2 separate regions of the Homo sapiens genome follow, and region 2 is linked to region 1. A link is a loop called in an ENCODE intact Hi-C map of the cell type or tissue named here. Cell type or tissue: CD4-positive, alpha-beta T cell. All regions are shown on one strand. Each heading gives the region's core, and the rest is flanking DNA. Links, peaks and the distances in the headings are about the cores only.

Region 1 (8,336 bases), core at 316-8,315:
TCATGCCTTTTTTCACACACTCTACAGCAGAACCTGGTTTGCCTGTCAGGGAGATAAGATCACTAGAGAGCTGTGCAGATGCTAAGGAGAGACACACACCAGGTCTGGGGATCTAGAGATGAAAGCACAGATCCCAGAAAGTGGGCAGTCTCCCTTGTTCAAGAGTATGATGAAGGTCTCAACACTGTGAGGTTAGTTAGCAAGATGAAGTGGAGGAATCAGATCCCAGATGACAAGAGTCTGCTGTTCAGGAAGACATTTATAGTCACAGCACAAATTAACAAACACATCTAAATGGCCTTGATCTTCTTTTATACTTCCTGCCTAGGTAGGAAGTTGTGGTCTCAGGAGCTAGAACCACAGATATGAAGAAAATGGCTTTAGTTGGTAAAGAAAGTAGTATATAAAGTAGCAGCTGCATTTAAGTCCTCAAATGCTGTTATAGATATTTAATTTTGTTCCATGTTTTCTCAAATATACTTACTGCTTCTCAAATATACTTCTGGCAGAGCTGCTTCTCACGACAGAGACTGAAAAACCAGATTATTGCTTTCTCAGTTTCCCTTACAACTAGGAATGGCCTTGTCTTAGTCCATTCATGCTGCTACACCAAAATACCTCGGACTGGATAATTCATAACAAGAGAAATTTATTGCTCACAGTTCTGGAGCCTGGGAAGTCCAAGATCAACGTACCAGCAGATTCAGATGAAGGCGTGTTCTCAGCTTCATAGGTGGTGCATTCTTGCTGCTTCTTCACATGATGGAAGGAGTGAACAAGCTCCCTTGGGCCTCTTTTACAAAGGTACAAAGCTCCACCATCATGACTTAATCGCCTCCTAAAGGCCCTACCTCTTAAAATATTGCATTGGGGATTAGATTTCAATTTATGAATTTTGAAGGGACACAAACATTCAGATTATATTAGGCCACATGACACAGTTCTGGCCAAGGAGAGGAAGGGGAAGACTACTGGGAGACGTCTGAGGACATTTTTATTCTAGTTAAAAAGACGAGTATGCATGAGGCTCCTACTCTTTCATTCATGTCTATGAATATAGTTGTATGAGCACATGATTTCTTCAACCATGGCAACCATGCAAGCCTAGAGACCAAGAGCCAACACTGAAGGTAGAAAAGCAAAAGGATGAAGGAAGCCTGGTCAGTCATAGCATTTTTCAGCTGATGAACCAAAATAAGACCTCTACATTTCTTATTTTGTGAGAGAGTAAGAACTTTTATTGACACTTTTAGTTTTTTGTTACCTGCTTCTGCATTTTGACACATTCAAAATATAAAATGATACAGAATCTATATCATTGTAAGTACATAAAATATGTTAGTGTGTGGATAAGGACAGGATGGTATTGGTAGGGGCAGGAAGCAGGGAAATTCTCGGCAGAAAAGGGCAGGGTCCCTGGCGAAGCCCCACCCTCAAGCCTAGAACCGCGGTCCAAAGTGAGAGCATGCATTCCTATTTTCTTGCTCAAATGTTGCCTTTTCCAAAATCACCATGACCTGTCTCACCCCTCATCCTGTACCCATTAAATCCCCTGGCCCAACTGGCAGATGGCAAAGAAGGAGAGAAGAGAAGAAGTAGCCAGACATTGGAAAGAAACAGCTTGACTTCAGAGGAATGGCTTGATGGTGGGACTTAGGAGAAGTGTACAGCAGGGGACTGCTGGACTCCATGGGAAGATCACCTTCCCACTCCATCCCCCTTCCAGCTCCCCATCCTGCTGGGAGCCACTTTCATCAGTAATAAAATTCTCCGCATTCATCACCCTTCAATTTTTTCATGCAACCTTGGTTGCAAGGACTCAGGTATGGGTGCAAAAGGTTGTCACACTGACCCTCCACTGAGCTGTTAACACTTAAGCCATTCATGGACAGAAAAGCTAAAAGAGCACACTGTAACACATGCCCTCTGGGTCTTCAGAGGTTGCGGGTACCCCCACAGATGCTGCTGCAGGGCTGCACAGTTTTGCTCCTGCCAGCACCCAAAAGCAGTCACTCTGGCTCCTGCACCTGCTCACTTGTGTGCTCCCCCTCCTGTGAGGGATTGAGAGCTGGGGGCTAAGTAACTGAGGCACCCCTGTTGCAAGGTCCATGAAGGGGTCAAGGAAAATTTCCTGTTTCAGTACGATGACTAATACCAAGACCAGAATGTTCTATAGAGAAGTGTTGGGGGAAAGGGAGAGCAGGGTCCCATTCCTGGACATTCTGATTTAATTGGCTTGGGGTAGGAGCCAAGCATTGGTATTTAAAATTTTAATTTTATTTTACAGGTGGAGAGACGAAGGATCAAGCAATGTGACTGGTAGAAACTGTGTTATACAAGGTAAACCAAGAGAGAATTGTGCAAAAATGTCTTCAGGGTCACTTCTTTCCCTAACTTGGTCCCTCAGAGTTCTTTCCACTAGATATCCAGTGTGTTCAACCTAACTCCTATCTGCAGTGGGCCTCCAAATATTGCACCCCTATGGGCAGGGCTGTGTGTCATTTCCCTGGCCCCTATCTGGGTCAAAACTGTCATTCCTCCAGGGACCTGCTGGGCAACTAGCAAACTAATCTTCAATGTATTTTACCCAAGGTGTTAATGACAGATAATGGCTTAATGCATTACCCCTCCCAGCTAACATTTCCATTTTAATAGAGCCTTTAAATGCTTTAACCTGAAGGAAACAGCATGAAAAATGCAGGGATAGCAAATATCTGGCACCTTTGCTCCTTCCCTGTTCCTGGAAGACATCTTCAAATGGTCACTGAGGCTTTTCCTGCTATGCCTGGACATACCCTGAGAAGCCCATAGGGCCCTGGGCAGCCCCTACCAGCCTATGATGGGAGTTACCATGCAAGATGAAATCTATTTGCCAACCTTATCGTGAAACAAATATTTGTCCAGGAGTAAAAAGACCTGAATTCTACTTTGGGGCTTTGACATTACCTGGACATAGGGCCTAAACAAATTTATTAGACATTTCCAAGTCTCAGTTTCCTTACCCATAAAATGAGAGGACTGGCATTAGAGTCAAGCATTTCCAAAGCATAGTTCTCAATCTGCCAGGGACTCTCAAAATCTGACCTCACAGCTCTCCAAGCTGGTTGCTGCTACCACGTACCTCTTCCCATTTTTGCCTTGCTTCCCACAAGGGAAGGAAATTCACTCCCAACTGGGCACCACCTTTCTATCTCTATTTGGGGACCTTCCTGTCCCTGAAAGGCCCTGGGAACATAATGTAAAGCAACTATGGGGGCAGCTGCTAAGAAGCCAGATCTTGTGACACTAAGAGTCCAGTCACGTGGTTCAGAGTCCACAGCAACCTGTGGCGACTATGCAGTCATCAGCCAGAGAGGCAGAGCCTCTGTCTGGAGATGTGTCAGAAATGGGTGTGACTAGTCCCAGACACATCAAGTGAGGAAAAATCAGGTGTGCAGATTACGTTGTGTAAATGCCTTTCTAATTCTCAATGCTCCAGGAAGGAATCTCAGAGATTAAATTAAGCTGTTAACCCTCTAGGCGCTCCTGTCGTTTATTGTTAAGGAATTAATAGGAATGCGGGAATGCAGATGGCCTGGCTGTCAGCTCGGAGAGGCGATTTTTCTGATCTCCAAGGAGGTTTCCAGCATCTTTCATTAAGCACTCGTGTACCAACTTGTCATTTTAACCGAGCAGCAAAGAAACTCCCACTCAACTGCCTACCTCAGGTGCTGGGAGTGCAATCCTCGGAGGAGTCTTTCTGGGTTGCAGGTGCAGGGGAGGCGCCCAGGTGATGGGGGTGGGGTGCAGCGAGAAATGGATTTAAAGCCACTCCAGGAAGGAAATCGGATCCCAAAACCTGGTTGTCCTGGGCACAGGCTTCAGGTGACTGCAGAAGATTCCTCTCTAGCAATCCTGAACTGAGCAGAGATGTGAAAACTTACTTCTTTCCGCTTTCTCGAAGCGCTCCAGGACGCAGGTGGCACGCTCAACGCGGGGAGGCGCCACCTACAGGACAGAGGAAGACCTGCAGCTTGGGCTTGAGATTTCAACAGTCTGTGGCGGGGGCTGATGAGGGCGGCCCCTCCTCCTCCTGGAGTAATAATAGTCCCTGACATTTATCGAATGCTCTTCTCGTGCCAGACACTGTCCTGAGCACTTGACATGTATTAATGATTTTAAACCTCACAACAACCCTATTAGGTAGGTGTTATTTTCATCTTCATTTTATGGAATAGAAAACCACAGTTCCAGGAGAGAGAGTAATTTGCCCCAAGTCACCCAGTTAGGAAGTGGGAAGTGGAGACCCCGACCCTGAGTAGGCACTAAGGCGGGTGTGGTGGGATGGTTAGAGTCGGGCGCAACTCTACTCATGGTTCACAGCATTCAACTCTATGGGCCCTCAATTCTGCAGCTTTGGTTTACCATTTTTTGAGACTCGCTTACTCGTCTGGAAAGGAAATCTTTGCTAAGGTAATCATAACCTTGTATAATTTTTAAAGAGATGGAAAATGACAAACATCGCATATTCTCACTTATTTGTGGGATCTAAGAAAACAATTGAACTCCTGGAGATAGTGGAAGGATGGTTACCAGAGGCTGGGTAGTGGGGGGCCTGAGGGGGAGGTAGGGTGGTTAATGGGCACAAAAAAAAAAAAAATAGAAAAAACGAATAGGACCTAATATTTGATAGTACAACAGGGGGACTATGGTCAATAATACTTTAATTGTACATTTTGAAACAACTAAGAGTATAATTGTATTGTTTGTAACACAAAGGATAAATGCTTGAGGGGATGGATACCCATTTTCCATGATATAATTCTTACACATTGCATGCCTGTACCAAAATATCTCATGTGCCTCATAAGTGTATACACCTACTATTTACCCACAAACATTTTTGAAAAACCAAGGCGAAAAAGTGGGCACAGTGGGGCAGGGATGCTGGAGATTGTGTATCTCTCATCAGTTCATTTTTTCAGTTATATAGATGAGTATGAGAGAGGTAAGGGACCCAACCACGTGCACAATCTCAGTGACAGCGCAAGAACTGGAACCCAGATTTCCTCACTCCCAGCCCAGTGCTTTCCCCCCGTGCTACATTCATTCTTTAATCATCCATTGACAGGATGGATTCTGTATGTGGGATGGAAGGTAATCACACACAGTGTGGCTTCAGAGGCTCCAGGCCCACCCTCTGACCAAAATATACATTTCCTTTTTTTTTTTTTTTTTTTTTGAGACAGGGTTTTGCTCTGTTGCCCAGGCTGGAGTACAGTGACGCAATCTCGGCTCACTGCAACCTCCACCTCTGGCTTCAAGCAATTCTTCTGCCTCAGCCTCCTGAGTAGCAGGGATTACAGGCACACTCTACCACACCCAGTTAATTTTTGTATTTTTAGTAGAGATGGGGTTTCGCCATGTTGGCCAGGCTGGTCTCAAACTCCTGGCCTTTAGTGATCCGCCTGCCTCGACCTCCCAAAGTTCTGGGATTACAGGTGTGAACCACCATGCCCGGCTCAAAACATACTTTAAAAAAAACCTGGTGGCTGTTGCGTAAAATTCCACCATTAGTGGCTCATTTTATTCACTAAGACTTTGATCCTATCCACTTAGGACCAGTAAGGCTTTTAACTGTTGGCCATCATTTCATGTGTATGTAATTGAGTTCTAAAGCAGCGCTACTCAAAGTGTGGTCCACAGACAGCAGCATCAGTATCATCTGCAAGCTTGTTAGAAACGCAGGTCATGGCTTTCACCCAGACCTACTGAGTCAGAATTGCCCTAGTTCTCAAACTTCTGTGTATGTGCTTAACTTCTCATCTGAAGAGCTTATGAAAACACAATTTCCTGAGACAACTGTTCCCCACCTCAAACCCAGAGATTCTGATTCAGCAAGTCTGGGGAATGCACCCCAAAATTTGCATTTCTAACAGGCTCTCAGGTGATGCACCTGAGACCAGCTACTGCTGGTCTGGGGACTATACTTTCAGTAGGACCTAAGGAGTTCCTGATAACAGATATTGGGGAGGGAGAAGAGGGAGAATGAGCACACTGAGGTAGAAGAAGGAAAGGTTATCACCAAGGGTGCAAAGGGTACAGAATATGAAGCCTTGGAGTCAAAAACTGCTGAGGGTGTGAGTGCACAATCACGTCTTTCCATTTGAATACATTCAAATATTTAGATCCTTAAGTGATTCAATACAATGCATGCATGTTTGTTAGCTGGATTTACTGAGCCTATGGTAAAATCTGCTCTTGCATCACCTTTTGCTGAGCCCTGCCTGTCTCAGTTACAAATGAAAATCTTTCCAGTCCTCTCTGACCATCAGTTAGTTTTCCAATTTCATTCCAGAGTTAACTGCACTGTAGCAGCAGACAAAACTGGCCCGATGGCAGGAATACTGTTCCCCGATGGTATCAGAGCCATCTGTATTTATGTTTGCTGTGTGACTGTCACTTGTATACAATCATGCAGAGACTCTGATATTAAGACTTGGCCTGGAAATCACCCCCATGGCACAGCTCTGGTGGAAAAGGAAAAGGGGATTCAGTGGCAACCAGATATCAAACACAAATTACATTGCCCTTGTACCAAAACAGGCATCTTTAAGAAATCATGTCTTCTGGTCTTCCTTTGCTATACTTCAGGTAATATGGTACCCAGAGGAACCCAGAGAGATAACAACCTCTTCTATTTGTAAAGACCACTTGTGAAGGAAACTCCATAACCTCCCTGTGGTGGAGTGTATTATTGCTCAGCAAACATTCATTCTTCTCTATTTCCCTCCGTTGGGGGAGCAAACTTCCCCACTCCATTGATGATGGGTCTAGCCATGTGACTTGTTTTAGCCAATGGAATGTAAACAGAGGCTTTAACTCTACTTGCTTGGTTAAGCTTGGTCTCTTGCACCTCTACCCTTTGCCACGAGAAGAGCATGCCCTTGTCACTTCGGCCTGAGTCCCAGAATGAGAAGTTACATGGAGCAGACCTGAACAAGATTCACAACCTGAACAGAATCACTGCAGCCAATCCACAAACCTGTGAGCAAAAAATAAATGTTATAAATTTCTGAGATTTTAGATTAGTTGTTATGCAGCATTATTTTAGTAAAGTTGACTGATACACTCCCTCAGGTACCTGTTCCACTGAACTTTTGCTGCAAAGTTCTTCATTGTGTCTAACCTAAATCCGTCATACATTAATGTAAAGATCTATCTCATTTGTGGTCCAAATGAGGGATCACTAGATTACATCTTTGATTCTAAATGTCCAAATCTAGCTTGAATTGTTTACTATATATTTAGATGAATAAAATAGAGGTGCATTCAGGGAATTATTTGCATTTACAAAGTATCATCTATGGTTTTCCTTATTGGAGCTATTAGAAGGTGGGTCCTTAAGAAGTGATCGTCTTCAGGAACCAGAAAAGTAGCAATGGGAGAGATGAGAGTTTGGAAGCCTAATTAAAATATTATAGAACTGAGCCAGGTGTGGTGGCTCACACCTGTAATCCCAGCACTTTGGGAGGCCGAGGCAGGCAGATCATGAGGTCAGGAGTTTGAGACCAGCCTGGCCAACATAGTGAAACCCTGTCTCTACTAAAACTACAAAAAATTAGCCAGGTGTGGTGGTGCACACCTGTAATCCCAGCTACTTGGGAGACTGAGGCAGGAGAATCTCTTGAGCCCAGGAGGCAGAGGTTGCAGTGAGCCAAGATCGCACTATTGCACTACAGCCTGGGTAACAGCAAGATTCAGCCTTGAGGAAAAAAAAAAGTCATAGAACTGCCTTATTTTCTCTTATCTTTCTTTCCTAGCAGTTTATAAATTATTTATTTCCTAGCAATTTGCAATTATTTTATTTGCCTATTTTCTTTCTTTTTATTTGTCTGTCTCCCCCATTAGAAAGTGTTTCCATAAAGGCAGGAACAATGTTTGTCATATTCACAACTTTATCCTCCAGTACTCAGCAAACTCTGGCATGTAGCAGTCCCAAAAAAAAAAAAAAAAAAAAAAAATTCAGTAGAGACAGGGTTTCACCATGTTGGCCAGGCTGGTCTCAAACTCCTGGCTTCAGGTGATCCACCCTTTTCAACCTCCCAAAGTGCTGGGATTACAGGCGTGAGCCACTGTGCCTGGCCAAAAAAAAATTGTTAAATAAATTCTTTCTAATAAGGGCATGTCACTAGAGCAGGTAAGGGGGAAATAATGAAAAAGAGATAGGATTTACAGTCTAAACATCTGGCTTCTACACTATGTGATCTTAGATAGTTCAGTGGTGTCTTACTCTGCTCCAGCTGCTGTAACAAAATACCATAGACTAGGTGGCTTATAAACAGCAGAAATTTATT
Region 2 (8,330 bases), core at 331-8,330, 51 kb before region 1:
ATTGGAGAGTGAAGGCTAAGAGGTTCAGGTTTTCTTTCGGTGTAATGAAAATGTTCTAAAATTTACTGTGGTGATAGTTACACAATTCTGTGAATATACTAGAAGCCATTGAGTTGTATGCTTTAAATGTGTGAGTTGTATAGTATGTGAATTATATCTCAATGAAGCTGTTTAAAAAAATAAATAAATACCTGTAATCTCAGCATTTTGGGAAGCCAAGGTAGGAGAACTGCTTGAGCCCAGGAGTTCAAGACAAGCCTGGGCAAAAATCAAGACCCTGTCTCTACAAAAAAAAAAAAAAAAAGTTTTTAATTAACTGGACATGGTGGTGCACGCCTGTAGCTACTTGGGAGGCTGAGACAGTAGGATCCATTGAGCCCAGGAGTTCAAGGTTGCAGAGAGCGGTGATTAACCCACTGCATTCCAGCTGGGTGACAGTGCAAGACTCTGTCTCAAAATACTATATTGAATATTTTTTATTACATTTACACTTTGAAAATCATAGTTAAAATATATATACATATATATATATGTATCAGTGTGTGTGTGTGTATAAATAACAACACCTACACATATCCTTTTGAGCTTTCAAAATTTCAAGGAAAGTGAAAACATCTCTCAAGCACCCAGAGAGAAAAAATAAGACACCTACAGAACAACAGCAACAAGAACAACAAAATCAAAATGGCCTTGCTACAAAATAAGCATCAGAAGATGAGACGTGTACAAAGTTTTAAAGGAAAAATGGTGTGCTCTAAGAATTCCAAGCATAGTCAAGATGTTGGTTTGGCCATATAGAAGGAGAAAATCTTCTGAAGTATATGTTCTGATCCACAAAGAGAAAGAGGTGGTGATAAATGTCAAACTGCAAAACAAGTTAAATCTAGATCACAGCCGGGCACAGTGGGTAACGCCTGTAATCCCAGCACTTTGGGAGGCAGAGGCGGGCAGACCACTTGAGGTCAGGAGTTTGAGACCAGCCTGGCCAATATGGCGAAAACCCATCTCTACTAAAAATATAAAAAAATTAGCCAGGCATGATGGCGGACACCTGTAATCCTTGCTACTTGGGAGGCTGAGGCAGGAGAATCCCTTGAACCTGGGAGGCGGAGAGTGCAGTGAGCTGAGATTGCGCCACTGCACTCCAGCCTGGGAGACAGAGTGAGACTCTGTCTCGGAAAAAAAAAAAAAAAATAGAAATCACTGTGGTCTACATGGTTTAAAATTTATAAAAATATTAATATCAAAAATAATTCTTGGCTGGGTGAGGTGGCTGACACCTGTAATCCCAGCACTTTGGGTGGCCGAGGCGGGCGGATCACCTGAGGTTGGGAGTTCAAGACCAGCCTGACCAACATGGAGAAACCCCATCTCTACTAAAAATACAAAATTAGCCGGGCGTAGTGGCACATGCCTGTAATCCCAGCTACTCCCGAGGCTGAGGCAGGAGAATTGTTGGAACCCAGGAGGTGGAGGTTGCAGTGAGCTAAGATCATGCCATTGCACTCCAGCCTGGGCAAGAAGGGTGAAACTCTATAGAAACAAAACCAAAACAAAAATTCGTATGGCGAGACAATGTAAAAAATGTAAAAATAGTCTAATTCCTAGTTAGAAAATGAATAGAGAGGAAAATATATACTAAATTACACATTTACATAGGGTCAATGGATACTACTTCATCCTTGACAGTGATAATTAAAGACAATGGGTTTAATTATGATTTTTTGAAGTGTAAATGTAATAAAAGTAGAATTAAAGGTTTTTAAAATATTCAATATAATAAAATATAGAAAAAAGAAAAGCAAAATAGCATAAAAGTGGAACTCATAAAATAAGATGACAATAGTGAAAAGTTAGACTTCTGTATTAAAAGCAAAAATTTTTGTACTGTATCAAAAAATTACACAAGTTTAATTACTATTTAAAAGATATCCGAAATAAATGAAGCTGAAAATAAAAGAAGAGAGGTGTACAAAACATCCTAGGCAAAATGATTTTTTAAAAGCAAGAATGGCAATAATTCATATCGAAATAGAATTAAAGAAACTATTATTAAAAGGCCAAAGGTGGTAATTTCATTTGATGTAAAGTACAATCCACAATAGATATGACCTGTTATGTGCTAAGTAACGCACTAAAATACATACAATGAAAACTGTGAGAGAAGCAGAAATTACTAAAAAAAACATTTTAATGTTACTACTAGTCTTGGATAGATGAAGTAGACAAAAATAAATAATGGTTTGGAGTGTGTCCAACAGAAACAGAATGGAAGCTACACATTTCATTTTAAATTTTCTAGTAGCCTCATTTAAAAAGTACTAAAAAGAGGGATGAAATTAACTTTAATAGTATTTATTTTTTATTTAACCAAAAATATCATTTCAATATGTAACCAATATAAAAATTATTCCTGGGCTATTTTGCTTTTTTGGCATACATCCTCAAAACCCAGGGTGCATTTTCTTTTTTTCTCTTTCCTTTCTTTCTTTCTTTCTTTCTTTCTTTCTTTCTTTCTTTCTTTCTTTCTTTCTTTCTTTTCTTTCTTTCTTTCCTTCCTTCCTTCTTTCTTTTCTTTTCTTTCCTTTCTTTCTTTTTTTTTTTTTTGAGACAGAGTTTCACTCTTGTCACCCAGGCTGGAGTCCAATGGCGCTATCTCGGCTCACTGCAACCTCCGCCTCCTGGGTTCAAGTGATTCCCCTATCAGCCTCCTGAGTAGCTGGGATTACAGGTGCCCGCCACCATGCCTGGCTAATGTTTGTATTTTTAGTAGAGATGGGGTTTCACCATGTTGACCAGGCTGGACTTGAACTAACCTCAGGTTATCCGTCCGTCTCGGTTTCCCAAAGTGCTGGGATTACAGGTGTGAGCCACCGTGCCTGGCCCCGAGTGTGCATTTTACACTTATATCTCAGTTCAGACTAGTTACATTTCAAATGCTTAATAGCCACAGACAGAGAATGGCTACTACGATGATCAGTGCAGATATAGAGGATTCAAATAATAGAATTAACAGAAAAGATAACAGAAGTAAGAAGTGAACTAAACTTTGTAACCTAAAAACAGAATACAGGCTGGGCCCAGTGGCTCACACCTGTAATCCCAGCACTTTGGGAGGCCAAGGCGGGTAGATCACGAAGTCAAGAGATCGAGACCATCCTTGCCAACATGGTGAAACCCCATCTCTACTAAAAATACAAAAATTAGTCGGGCGTGGTGGCACACATCTGTAGTCCCAGCCACATGGGAGGCTGAGGCAGGAGAATCGCTTGAACCTGAGAGGCGGAGGTTGCAGTGAGCCGAGATCATGCCACTGCACTCCAGCCTGGCGACAGAGCAAGACTCCGTCTCAAAAAAACAAACAAACAAAAAAACAACAACAAAAGCAGCATACAAACTTTACAAACTACCAAGGAAAATTTATAAATATTGATTAAACACTGAATTACAGGAAAATCAATAATTTCTTAAAAATTTAAAATTAGAAATTTTTTTTTCTTTTTTTTTTTGAGACAGGGTCTTGCCTTGTCACCCAGGCTGGAGTGCAGTGGCACAATCACGGCTCACTGCAGCCTCAACCTCCCGGGCTCAAGTGATTCACCCACCTCAGCCTCCCAAGTAGCCGGGACTAAAGGCTCATGTCTCCCTAATTTATTTATTTATTTATTTTGAGATGGAGTCTAACTTATGTCACCCAGGCTGGAGTGCAGTGGTGCGATCTCGGCTCACTGCAACCTCCGCCTCCCAGGTTCAAGTGATTCTCCTGCCTCAGCCTCCCAAGTAGCTGGGATTAAAGGTGCCCACGACCATGCCTAGCTAATTTTTGCATTTTTAGTAGAGACGAGGTTTCCCCATGTTAGTCAGGCTGGTCTCAAACTCCTGACCTCAAGTGATCCGCCCGCCTCGGCCTCCCAAAGTGCTGGGATTACGGGTGTAAGCCACTGTGCCCAACCAATTTTTAAAAATTTTTTGTAGAGATAGGGTTTCACCATGTTGCCCAGGCTAGTCTTGAACTCCTGGGCTCAAGAGATCCTCCTGCCTCAGCTCCTAAAGTGCTGCAGGCATGAGCCATCGTGTTTGGCCTAGAAAGATCTTATTTTATTACCACAGTGAAATAAAACCAGAACTTGATATTAAAAAGAGTAAACAAACCCCTCTACACTTAAACATTAAAAACACATACTCCTACATATATTATGAGTCAAAGAGAAACTCAAAAATTATAATTACCACTTAGGAGAAAACAGCCTATATAAAATGTTACAAGATATGACCAGCATCATGGAGTGACAAATTCATAGACTTAAATATTTTCGATGTTAAATAAGAAAGAACATAAGTAAATGCAATAAACACCAAACTCAAGAAGTCAGAACAGAACAATAAAACAAGTCTATGGGGAAAAGGAGGAAGGAAACAATAAAGATAAAAGCAGAAATTAGTGTATCAGAACAATGGTTTTCTAACAGTGCTCTCTGGATTCACAAGCCTCTGATAAGAAAGAAAAAGAGTGGGAAATTCCCTTCTCCTCACTCCCCTTTGATTTAATCACAAGTGCTTGGCTTTTATATGCCAGGATTTCACATACGGTTTTATTTTTTTTAAAGAGTTCCATTGTACAACTTAGTGGGTAAAAATCATAAGCCTTAAAAATAGCGGGGAAAGGCCAGGTGCAGTGGCTCACGCCTGTAATCCCAACACTTTAGGAGGCCCAGGCAGGCAAACTGCTTGAGCCCAGGGGTTCGAGACCAGCGTGGGCAACATGATGAAACTCCACAGAAAAATACAAAAATTAGCCAGGCATGGTGGCGCATGTCTGTAGTCCCAGCTACTTTGAAGGCTGAGGCAAGAGGATTGCTTGAGCCCAGGAGATGAAGGCTTCAGTGAGCTGAGATCATGCCACTGCATTCCAGCATGGGCAACAGAGTGAGACTTTGTCTCCAAAAAAAAAAAAGGCAGGGGAGGAATATATAAATGCTACATAAGTGTAAGTGTAAGAGCTGGAATTTTTCAGAGGGGGGGGAATCCAGTAAATGATAAACCATTAGTAAATGCAATCAAGAAGAAGGAGAGAAAGCACAAATATACAAAAATTAGGCAGAGTAAAAAGGAGCAAAAACAAAATTTTTAGAAAGATCATGAAATACTTTACAAAAGTGGTAAGAGTTCAAGTGCTTTTAATTTCTTTCTTTGTACTTTTATATATAATTTAAGTTTTGTGATAACAAGAATCATTTTATCTCTTTAAAAAGATATTTTGAAAAATAAAGTGCCATGTAAACAAAATAAAACACCAGGCAAATAAATTTGAAAATCTCAATGAAAAGTTGCTGAGAAAAATATAAATTTCTAAAACTAAATTGAGAAATGAAAAACCTGAATTCTGAATAAGCTAATAAGCAGGGGGAAAGAAAGTTGCCGAAATGTTTTTTATTTATTAAGTTCAAGTTTAGATAGTTTTATACATGTCTTTCAAACCTTTGAGTAATAAATAATTCTCATTCTATATAAACTATCCCAGAGCATACAAAAAGAGGAAAAGTTCAAATATTTGGTAAAAGCTACCATAACCCTAGTTCTAAAAGCACAGAAAGCAATCAGTTTAAGGTTAGTAGAGAGACAAAAGTCCTATATAAAATACTAGTAAATCAAACTTAGTAATACATTAAAATATTAATGTAAAGCTTATATTGGGAATGTAAAGATGTTTCAATACTATTGTTTCATTGTATATTTCTTTAATAGGTTAAAAAATCTAAAAAATTTCCTGATAAATGGCAAAAATGTCATCTAATGGTATTTATATCTACTAGTGACAAAACTGTAGTAAAACAGAAGTATTCCCCAATGCCAAAACTTTATGACTAAGATACTAAGGAAAGAAACTGTAGACCAATATACAATACATTTGCCCTTCAATTTAGAAAATGGTGCTACTCACAGTGAATGTGATCTGCAGGTGCCTGAGCAACTTCACTGCTGTACTTCACTACTCACTACTGAACAGCAAAGAGACTTAACAAGTTCCCTCGATAGGTCACCTCTCTATTTAACCAAGCTCCCCATCAACCTGATGGGTTTTCCACTAAGTGACCAACCTTTTTAAAATAAAATCTTTCCTAACATATACATCAGATCATGTCACATCAGGATAGGCTGAGCTACCTATGGGGTAGATACTGCTGTTCCATTTTCTGGGTAAAGAAACTTGCTCCCAGGTTACACACCTAGCAAGTGGTGCAACCAAGATAGTCTTACCATAAGATCCAGCAGTCATACTCTTAAGTATTTATCCAATTAAGCTAAAAATTTATGTCCACACAAAAATCTGCAAGTGAATGTTCATAACACATTTTCTCATAATTGCCAAAGAGTGGAAGCAACCAAAATGTCCCTCAATAGGTGAATAGATAAACAAACTGTGACACCTCCATACCCTGGAATATTATTCAGCATTAAAAAGAACTCTCAGCTGGGTATGGTGGCTCACGCCTACAATCCCAGCACTTTGGGAGGCCGAGGCGGGCAAATCACTTGTGCCCAGGAGTTCAAGACCAGCCTGGGCATCATGGTGAAACCCTGTCTCTACCAAAAATACAAAAAAGAATTAGCTGGGCATGGTGGCACGTACCTGTAGTCCCAGCTACTAGGGAGGCTGAGGTGGAAGAATTGCTTGAACAGGGAGGCATAGGTTGCAGTGAGCCGAGATTGTGCCACTGCACTCCAGCCTGGGTGATAGAGCAAGATCCTGTCTCAAAAAAAAAAAAAAAAAAAGGAATGAACTCTCAAGCTAGAAAAAGATAGAGTTCAGGAGTGGGCGAGGGATAAACAGGTAAGGCATAAGGGATTTTTAGGGTAGTGAAATTATACCGTATCATACTATAATGGCAGATACATGACATCATGCATTTGTTGAAACCTATAGAACTTTAAAACACAGAGTGAGCCTTAATGCCTGCAAATTTCAAGAAGTCATTTAGGAGGTTAGGAGATTTCAAGAAAGAATGTAAACTGTAACAACGTAATCTAACTGTATTACAAATCTAAGAAATAAATTCACTGAAGGGGAAAGGGAAAAGGCGCTGACCTAAGTAGCTTTGGAAATGAGCAGAATTTGCAAGACTACAGGCAAAAGGAACTGAACATAAACACTGAACTCTAGTCAATAAAGTTGTTTGCCATGGGTGTATGGGTTAACAATTCTTATACCGCTATACATGTTTACTGTAATTGAACAATTAAGTAAATGGATGATGAATGGTGGGTGCCAGGTTTCTCACTGTTGGAGTGGAAAGGAGGGGAAAAGGTAGCAAGAATAGCAAGGCGAAGAGTCTAGAATGATCCATGTGGTAATGAATTAGAATTGGAGACATCAGTAAGAGCCCATGTTTCACTTTACACAGATACAGTTGGTTATATATAGAAACATATAAATCAGGTTATTATTAATACATACACGTGTATTTCCTTGCTTTGTCAGCTAAGAGGACCTAAAAGAAATGACATCACAGTAACAAGGAGCATACCTAGCACAAACATCTTGATTTCTAGTACCAATCTTCAATAAAAGGAACCTAGGCTCCTTAGAAAATGGCTGATTCTAGGACTGGGGAAGGAAATATATAAGATGAGCCTAAAGGATCTTGTAGTGTCAGAAAGTAAGGAAGTGCTGAAAACACACACACACACAAGCACACAGACACTGATGGGACATGTCAAAAGGGGCGCAGGAGGTCGGGCGTAGTGGCTCACATCTGTAATCACAGCACTTTGGGAGGCCAAGGTGGGCGGATCACTTGAGGTGAGGAGTTTGAAACCAGCTTGGCCAACATGGTGAAACCTGGTCTCTACTAAAAATACAAAAATTAGTGGGGTGTGGTGGCAGGCACCTGTAATCCCAGCTACTTGGGAGGCTGAGGCACAAGAATCGCTTGAACCCAGGAGGTGGAGGTTGCAGTGAGCCAAGATCACACCACTGCACTTTAGCCTGGGTGACAGAGCGACAGAGCGAGACTCCATTTCAAAAAAAAAAAAAAAAAAAAAAAGAAAGGGGCACAGGAACCAACTGAAAGAGCTCCCAGTGGCCAAAACTGGAACAATTTCCACAACAAAATAAAGTAATATTGGATTATAACCCAAAGTATAAAATAAGTATGCACGATTCCATACTTATATCAATAAATGGTTGAATAGATAAATAAGTGAGGCCGGGCACGGTGGCTTGTGCCTGTAATCCCAGTACTTTGGGAAGCTGAGACGGGCAGATCACTTGAGGTCAGGAGTTTGAGACCAGTCTGGCCAACATGGCGAAACCCCATCTCTACCAAAAA

Evidence for each region. Hi-C counts contacts between places; a loop is a spot of excess contacts. Peaks named below come from ENCODE experiments on the same cell type or tissue, not always from the same donor. Only the 100,000 strongest peaks of a DNase experiment are listed, where the experiment ranks them.
Region 2: a loop joins it to region 1, with 4 times the contacts of the local background. A loop is called at or near these places in 14 of 110 quality-filtered maps.

What each region holds. Positions count from the first base shown.
Region 1 is chr17:48,453,451-48,461,786 of GRCh38, forward strand. LOC101927166 (a long non-coding RNA gene) reads left to right here. Exons shown (of 6, transcript NR_110804.1): 3 at 663-804; 4 at 1,569-1,823; 5 at 2,288-2,340. Among named protein-coding and RNA genes, the nearest start is that of SKAP1, 27 kb to the left of the region's middle. In CD4-positive, alpha-beta T cell, for the core only: CTCF peaks have their summits at 3,995 (motif pointing left) and 4,197; DNase peaks (open chromatin) are centred at 321, 3,321 and 3,981; H3K4me3 peaks cover 1,061 bases; H3K27ac peaks cover 40 bases.
Region 2 is chr17:48,402,913-48,411,242 of GRCh38, forward strand. All of the region lies in intron 1 of SKAP1 (src kinase associated phosphoprotein 1), which reads right to left. Among named protein-coding and RNA genes, the nearest start is that of SKAP1, 23 kb to the right of the region's middle. In CD4-positive, alpha-beta T cell, for the core only: no CTCF peak of the experiment used is centred there; a DNase peak (open chromatin) is centred at 4,529.